Linked DNA regions of Homo sapiens: all the other regions are linked to region 1. A link is a contact called in ENCODE Hi-C or POLR2A ChIA-PET data. All regions are on one chromosome and are shown on one strand. Each heading gives the region's core, a stretch centred on a gene start or an enhancer-like site at or near the end of the contact. The rest is flanking DNA. Distances are from core to core; before and after follow the strand shown. Region 1 holds the start of ATP6V0A1 (ATPase H+ transporting V0 subunit a1). Region 2 holds the start of BECN1 (beclin 1). Region 3 has its middle 28 kb from the start of G6PC1.

Region 1 (2,799 bases), core at 96-2,595:
ACAAGTTGAGTACAAGCCATAAAAAATGTTTTTAAAATAAATTTGAGGAATTGAAAACTCCTAAGTGGTCAATTGAGCCCACATGAATCTACCAAACAAGACTGAAATGTACTTTCACAACATATGGTCTGATGAGGTTTTTCCTGTTAAACAGAGAAAAATAGACCCGGGGAAGTTGCTGGAAGGCATGAACCATGTACCATTTAAAGAGAGGTTTTCCATACTTATGCAAATGAGACCCCGTTAAAGACTCTACTACAGGATCTAAAGCTAGCCGCTCCCCAGTCTGGGGCTCAAATGTTCTCATCTGTAAAATAAGGGAAAAGAGAAAGGGTGGTATATGTGTCTGCGTATTAATTATTTGAGTGTGTGTGTGAATTCTTTGGATATGAAAATAAAGAGAGAAGACATTAATTATTTGGGTGCGTATGTGTGAATTAATTCTTTGGATATGAAAATAAAGAGAGGGCCGGGCGCGGTGGCTCACACCTGTAATCCCAGCACTTTGGGAGGCCGAGGCGGGTGGAGGCCAGGACCAGTCTGGGCAACATGGCGAAACCCCATCTCTACAAAAAATACAAAAATAGCCGGGTGGCGTGGTGCGTGCCTGTAATCTCAGCTACTAGGGAGGCTGAGGCAGGAGAATCCCCTGAACCCGGGAGGCGGAGGCTGCAGTGAGCCGAGAACGCGCCACTGCATTCCCGCCTGGGAAACAGACCATCTAAAAAAAAAAAAAAAAAAAAAAAAAAAAGGCCGGGCGTGGTGGCTCACGCTTGTAATCCCAACACTTTGGGAGGCCGAGGCGGGTGGATCACGAGGTCAGAATTCGAGACTCAGCCTGGCCAACATAGTGAAACCCCGTCTCTACTTAAAAAAAAAAAAAATACAAAAATTAGCCGGGCATGGTGGTGCGTGCCTGTAGTCCCAGCTACTTGGGAGGCTGAGGCAGGAGAATCGCTTGAACCCGGGAGGTGGAGGTTGCAGTGGGCCGAGATCACGCCACTGCACTCCTGCTTGAGCAACAGAATGAGACTTCAAAAAAAAAAAAAGAAAGAGAAAAGACAACCTACCCCAGTATAAGGGGTAAGAAAAAGGATTCAGGGAGGCTCAGGAACTTAAGGCCTCGAGCACCTGCACCTCCAGCCCCACCCGCTAACCCTCCCCAGCGTGGAGATACAGCACAGGGGCCAACATGGCGTCAGCACGCTGGGTCTCGCCTGCGACCCCCGTGACTCCGCACTGCTGCAGCCCGGGCGAGGCTGCGCCCCATTGGCCAACTGCAATGAGGTCATTGCGGGGGCGGGGGCCGGCGGCGGCGCAGGGGCGGGGCTTTACGGACGCAAGCACGTCGAAGCGCTGCTCCTGGAGCCGCGGAGGGTGCGGGTTTGGCTGCGGTGGTTTCTGTGGCGGTTGCTGTGGCGGAGTTTGGAGGTGAGTGGGGGCTGTAGGTTTAGCGCAACAGGGAGCGGCCCTCGATGGACGTAGGAAATCCTTCTAAGAGCCCCCTTGATTGTCAGAGGAATTAGCGGGGATCTGACGTCTTCGAGATAAAATGGGGGTTCGCCCCCTCCTTGGGCACCCCTCCTCTGCCCTGAGGAACCGGAGGCTCACTGCCCTTTGGAAGCCCCGCATCTCTTCCCTGCTTTAAGGGGTAGGCGGAGGAACCGGAGGTTATTGGATAGGCAGAAGAATTTAGGGGGCTTCTTAAAGGGTTTCTCAGTTTGGGGGTTTTCCTCTCCTTTTTTCCCATCTCAAGGTAGATGAGCCTGAGTCCAGAGAATTCCTGCTCATTGGGTAGACAGGAAATGAAGCAGGTGAATACCGTGGGAGGAGGCGAGGACCGGATGACAGGAGTGAGATTCTTCTAGGCAGGGCGCGGGGGCGCTGTAGTTGGACTCATCTTTTGCAGAATTGCTGTTTCTTCATATTTTGTTTTGTGATCGTCCAGAACTACTTTGGCCTAATTAGTTTTCTGTTAGCCTCCATTGCTATAGAGATATTCTTGGGAGACCTATAATCATTAAAGAGCAGGAGGACGGAGGCGACTCGTTGGAGGCTTATCATTATCCACAGCTCCTGAACTATGCTGACCAGGCCTAATTTTATGTGTTTAGAGGTTGTAGAATCTCTCTTTGTTTAAGGGTGGTGCCGGTAACAGCTGATTTGGATGATTCAGATGTACAGAATCTTAAAGTCAGCCTGCATATTCTCTTGAGAAGTCCTTGCTTATGTCTGAGCTTGTGTTACTGTCTTGAACATCACATGCACAAAGGTTTGTTCGTTCAGATTTCTCAAAATGTCTCCCAGCCTTCCAGAAGAGTAAATCTTCCTTTGATGTCAGACTCATCTATCAGTACTCAGTATAGATGCCCTTATGACACTAAAAATACTGTGCATTTTTCTGAGTTTGGATACTGGACAGGCTGTGCCTTACATTAGCTGATCGAGAATAAATAATTGCAGTTTCAGGACCACTGATAGCGCCAGTTGTCTCATACCCGGCAACAGTAAGACAGCACTAAAACGAAACCTTTATTGGCTCATGAGATTTGACAGATGGAAGAATGTAATTAATCTTGAAGGTAGGGTTGAGAAACAGAAAGCTGCAGAGGTGGAAGGCTTATTCTCTGTGGCTTGATAAAACTGCTTTGTCATTATCAGTGTGTTCCTGTCATGCTTGATTTGAAATTGAGCTTAATATGCAAACTGGTTGCTTTTTCCAGATGACGGTTATTTGTTTGAATTCCTAAGTGGGGAAATATTGTTTTCTGAGGAATCTGGAAGATTAAACCCTTTAGT
Region 2 (2,700 bases), core at 96-2,595, 370 kb after region 1:
TCCCAAAGCACTGAGATTACAGGCGTGAGCCATCACATCCAGCAAATTCTTCAGACTTTAAGACTCTACTCCATTTACCAGCTGTTGGACCTTAGGTAAGTCACTTAACCTCTCTGTGCCTCGGTTCTTCATCTGAAAAATGATGTAATGACGGTATACCCCGTACGGGTTGTTACAGGGACTAAATGAAGTAATACGTGTAATGCACTTGGTATTACTATATAGTAAGTCCTCAAAAAATACCATTTATTATTATATATACATATTCCTTTTCTCTGAAACAGCAGGAGCAGAAAATAAGGATCTTTCTTTTGCTACTGAAAGCTCTCTTTTTTTGAGACGGAGCCTCGCTCTGTTGCCCAGGCTGGAGTGCAGTGGTGCGATCTCAGCTCACTGCAAACTCCACCTCACCGGTTCAAGCGATTCTCCTGCCTCAACCTCCCGAGTAGCTGGGACTACAGGCACGTGCCATCACGCCCGGCTAATTTTTGTATTTTTAGTAGAGAGGGGTTTCGCCATGTTGGCCAGGCTGGTCTCGAACTCCTGACCTCAGGTGATCTGCCCGCCTCGGTCTCCCAAAATGCTGGGATTACAGGCGTGAGCCACCGCGCCCGGTCGGAAAGCTCTCAGAAGTCCACAATGTCAGAATGCTTTATGTTTCCAAGGAGAAAACAGGGAGCCAGATGAAGTGACTTTCCTAGGTTCACACGATGAGTTTGTGGCAGACTACACAGCCACCATAAGAATTATATCACCAAAGCTGCCCACCTTCCACATTCTTGACCACCCTCTTTCCAAGGGTCTCGCTGACCTGTGAGTTCCTGGATGGTGACACGGTCCAGGATCTTGAAACTCGTGTCCAGTTTCAGGGGCTGGCTGCAGCGCTGGCACACGAAGCTCACCTGCATGGTGCTGTTGTTGGACGTCTTAGACCCTTCCATCCCTGAGGCCGTGGAAAAGAGGCAACATTAGGGAGAAGCGACGCCCTTGACCTCCGGCCCGGGGTTACCACATGCCTTGGTGACGATGGTAAAGGGAGGGAAGTCCCAACCTGCGCCGTTCCCTCTAGGAATGGTATGATACGGGGAGGACCTGCTTCCGGGACAGCCTGAGCAAAGGCAGTTTAGAGCCCAGGGTCAGGGAAGGGACTCCAATAAGAGCCGTGAGGGTTCCCAGACTCCCTTCTAAGGTCCCACCTCAGCCCCCGATGCTCTTCACCTCGGGAGCCCGGAGCCCGTCACCCAAGTCCGGTCTACCGCGGAGGCACTGTGGCCTCGGGTCGGCCCCGGAGCGAGGCCTCCAGAACTACCATCGCTCTGTCTTCAGCGACTTCCCGGTAGCCGCCGGAAAACTTCCGCCCGAGACCGGACGTGACGCTACGACGGCAGCAGGAGCTCCTGGTCCACAGGCTCACAGGCCCGGCAGCGGCCCCCAGAGGCCGGGCTGGGAAAAGCAGCGGGCTTCAGCGGATGAACAAGGTTACCACGGGAAGTGTAGGAGCCAAGGCCGCAGAGAATGGGGAGGCTCCGCTATTCTCTAAATTCAGGGGGCGGCGGGCGCGGTGGCTCACGCCTGTAATCTCAGCACTTGGGGAGGCCGAGGAGGGCGGATCACGTGAGGTCAGGAGTTCGAGACCAGCCTGGCCAACACAGTGAAACCCCGTCTCTACTAAAAATACAAAAACTAGCCGGGCGTGGTGGGGCACGCCTATAATCCCAGCTTAATCCCAGCTACTCGGGAGGCTGAGGCAGGAGAATCGCTTGAACCTGGGAGGTGGAGGTTGCAGTGAGCCGAGATCGGGCCACTGCACTCCAGCCTGGGCGACAGGGCAAGGCTCCATCTCAGAACAACAACAGCAACAACAAAAGGCCGGGCATGGTGGCTCACGCTTGTAATTCCAGCACTTTGGGAGGCCGAGGCGGGCGGATCACAAGGTCAGGAGTTCGAGACCAGCCTGGCCAAAATGGTTAAATCCCGTCTCTACTAAAAAATACAATTAGCTGGGCATGGTGGCGTGCGCCTGTAATCCCAGCTACTCAGGAGGCTGGGGTAGGAAAATCGCTTGACCCCCGGAGGCGGAGGTTGCAGTGAGTCGAGATCATGCCACTGCACTCCAGCCTGGGCGACAGAAGGAAACTCCATCTCAAACCCCCCCCCCCCACACACACACACAAAACCAACAAAAAAAGAAAGTGATATTCAAATAAAAGCTTGAAGAAGGTGAGGAAGGAATTCTTACCTGCATCTTAAGGAAGAGCATTCTAGGCCAAGGGAACAGCAAGAGCACAGAGGGTACCTGTTTGGGGATTAGCAGAGGCTGGTGTGGCTAGAAGATGGGCAACGAAAAGAGATACAGAAAATGGGGTGAGGGAGGTAAGAGTGTTGAGCTACCACCTAGGCTCTTATAGGGATTGTAAAGCTCTGGCTTTCACTTTGAATGAGATGAGATGACTGGGTCTTGAGCAGAGGGACTTACTTCATTTTTAAAAACAACTTTATGGGGTATAATTTACATACCATAAGACTCACACTTTTTAAATGTACAGTTCAATAATTTTTAGTAAATTTACACAGTTGCCCAACTATCACCATAATCCAGTTTTAGAACATTTCCCATCTCCCCTTGCAATCCCCCACTGTGGCCTCCCAAAGTGCTGAGATTACAGGTGTGAGCCAATGTGCCTGGCCAAAAGTTTTTCA
Region 3 (2,700 bases), core at 140-2,639, 470 kb after region 1:
GACAGAGTTTTGCTCTCATCCCCCAGGCTGGAGTGCAATGGTGTGATCTCAGGTCACTGCAACTTCCGCCTCCCAGGTTCAATCAATTCTCCTGCCTCAGCCTCCCGAGTAGCTGGGATTACAGGCACCCACCACCACACCAGGCTAATTTTTATATTTTTAGTAGAGATGGCGTTTCACAATGTTGGCCAGGCTGGTCTCAAACTCCTGACTTCAAGTGATCCACCCACCTTGGCCTCCCAAAGTGCTGGGATTACAGGTGTGAGCCACCGCACCCCAGCCACAGCATTTCTTTTCTTTTCTTTTCTTTTTTTTTTCTTTTTGAGATGGAGTCTCTCTCTGTTGCCCCAGACTGGAGTGCAGTGGCGCAATCTCAGCTCACTGCAACCTCCACCTCCTGGATTCAAGTGATTCTCCTGCCTCAGCCTCCCAAGTAGCTGGGATTACAGGCATGTGCCACCATACCCAACTAATTGTATTTTTAGTAGAGACGGGGTTTCAGTATGTTGGCCAGGCTGGTCTTGAACTCCTGGCCTCAAGTGATCCACCTGTCTCTGCTTCCCAAAGTGCTGGGATTACAGGCATGAGCTACCTCAACTGGCTACCAAATTGTGCATTTTAAATGTGTGAATTTTGTGGTGTGTGAATTATATCTCAATAATGCTCTTACCAAAAAAAAAAAAATCTTTATATGGCCTCTGAAAGCTTACCTCAGCTGGACCTTGTCTACCGCACCTCACCTGGTCTCCTTCACCTCATTCCACAAAGCACAGCCAATGTCATCTTGGTTCCTCCAATGCAACACACTCCAGCCCTCCTCCGAGCTTGGGCTTTTACACACCCCCCTTCTTAGAACACTCTTCTGCCTCTTCACATAATTCAGTCCTCCACATTGGTATCACTTTCTCAAGGAAGCCTCCCTGCCCACCCACCATGAGTCATGATCAAGTTCCTCTTCTGGGCCTGCCAAAGCACCCCTTTTACTTTGCTCTCTACCAAACGTCACTTTGTGATTATTTGGATCATGTCCGTCTTCCCCACTAGACTAGGCCCCATGAGTGCAGCTCCATGCCTGCTTTGCTCACTCTTGCACTTAAACCCTGTGCCTAGCCCTGGCCTAACACATGAGGAGGACTCCAGATATCTTGGTTGAATAATAAATGAGCAATATATTACTGTTTGCCCCTAACTTGGAAAACAAATGATAGGTTCAACAATTCTAGAGCTCCACAAATGACTCAGCAAAAACATGTTCGGAGGCACTCCCAACGTGAAATTAGAAGGTTGGAAACTCAGAGGACGGGACAGGCTTAGATAGAAACATTGGCCTCTTCCCAGGTAAGTTCTCCCCAGGAGGTGGGGAGCAAACTCTCTGAGCAGCCAGTTACAGGGAACTCATGACTAAGCTCTGTTGCTGTTTATCAAGATACACACTGACTCTCAGAAGTTCTAGCGTGAACCAAATCCTGCTTCAACCCCATGGGCTTTCAGTGTAGGACTTTTTCTTTTTGTTGGTGATCACACACCCTACTGGTGGCTTAACCAATTACATTGCCTCAGCCCCTGTGACACTCCAGCTCCGCGTCCCCTTTATGATGCTTCAAATATCATAAAAGCAGAGAAAAATCATATGTCATATATCAGAAAATCATATATCAACTTTTTTTTATTTTGAGGTCTTTCACACACTGAACTTATTTTAATCATAATTGTCAATTATAAATAAACATAATTACTATGTTCCTTTTTTGATGTCAAATTGTTGCAATTTGGACAGTGGCTTCCTTATCCTTCTACCATTGCTGGCCTAAAATCCTTGTGTTCTAGGCCCATTCCAAATTTTCCTTGTTCCAAGACACAGAATCAGCCACCCACTAAGAAGTCTCATTTCCTTTTGATGGGTGCACGAGAGTGGGAGGTTAGCAGAAGAAATGCTGTTAATGGGCTAGGTGCAGTGGCCTAGCCTGTAATCCCAACACTTTGGAAGGCTGAGGCAGGAGGATCACCTGAGGTCAGGAGTTCGAGACCAGCCTGGCCAACATGGGGAAACCCCATATCTACTAAAAATACAAAAAATTAGCTGGGCGTGGTGGTGTGTGCCTGTAATCCCAGCTACTCAGGAGGCTGAGCCAGGAGAATTGCTTGAACCCAGGAGGCGGAGGTTGCAGTGAGCTGAGATCATGCCACTGCACTCCAGCCTGGGCAACAGAGAGAGACTTCATCTCAAAAAGGAAAAAAAAAAAAAGAAGAAGGAAAAGAAATGCTGTGGCCAGGGCATGGTGGCTCACGCCTGTAATCCCAGTACTTTGGGAGGCTGAGGCAGGTGGATCATGAGGTCAGGAGCTCAAGACCAGCTTGGCCATTATGGTGAAACCCCATCTCTACTAAAAATACAAAAATTAGGCAGATGCCTATAATCCCAGCTACTCAGGAGGCTGAGGGAGGAGAATCACTTGAACCTGGGAGGCAGAGGTTCAGTGAGCCAAGATTGAGCCACTACAGTCCAGCCTGGCAACAGAGCGAGACTCCATTTCAAAAAAAGAAAAAAGAAAAAGAAAAAGAAATGCTGTTAATGAACTGTATTTTAGGGTCAGAGCCAGGAAATTATATTTCTCTTAAAGCTTATGGGTTCACAATAATGTTTCCAATTGAACTCTATGTTGTAATTTTTTATTCAATATAAAATATTTTCAGGCCAGG

The links. A loop is a pair of places that touch in the nucleus more often than their neighbours do. ChIA-PET counts read pairs that join two places held with the same protein, here RNA polymerase II (POLR2A). Pooled maps may share reads with other maps.
Region 2: a loop to region 1 is called in a pooled map, with 4 times the contacts of the local background. The contact joins the promoter of BECN1 here to the promoter of ATP6V0A1 in region 1. A Hi-C loop is called at or near these places in 1 of 168 maps with a recorded cell type or tissue (ovary), 1 of 37 single-sample maps with no recorded cell type and 5 of 50 pooled maps. POLR2A ChIA-PET finds 5 or more read pairs at or near these places in 1 of 52 experiments (T-cell).
Region 3: a pooled map shows a loop between it and region 1 (3-fold over the local background). The contact joins the enhancer-like site here to the promoter of ATP6V0A1 in region 1. A Hi-C loop is called at or near these places in 1 of 50 pooled maps.

What each region holds. Positions count from the first base shown.
Region 1 is chr17:42,457,533-42,460,331 of GRCh38, forward strand. ATP6V0A1 (ATPase H+ transporting V0 subunit a1) reads left to right here and starts at 1,346. Exons shown (of 22, transcript NM_001130021.3): 1 at 1,346-1,431. RefSeq lists an enhancer at 966-1,055 and a silencer at 1,206-1,415.
Region 2 is chr17:42,822,937-42,825,636 of GRCh38, forward strand. It overlaps BECN1 (beclin 1), which reads right to left and starts at 1,346. Exons shown (of 12, transcript NM_001313998.2): 1 at 1,219-1,346; 2 at 812-943. The coding sequence starts at 941. MIR6781 (microRNA 6781) reads right to left here and starts at 1,007; the gene lies at 944-1,007. RefSeq lists enhancers at 573-1,139, 1,140-1,708, 1,575-1,704, 1,709-2,275.
Region 3 is chr17:42,927,907-42,930,606 of GRCh38, forward strand. No RefSeq gene overlaps it. Among named protein-coding and RNA genes, the nearest start is that of G6PC1, 28 kb to the left of the region's middle. RefSeq lists enhancers at 543-1,119, 1,009-1,158. Within about 2 kb of position 1,390, at least 19 of the 41 ENCODE cell types and tissues checked have a DNase peak (open chromatin) inside an H3K27ac peak, as active enhancers do.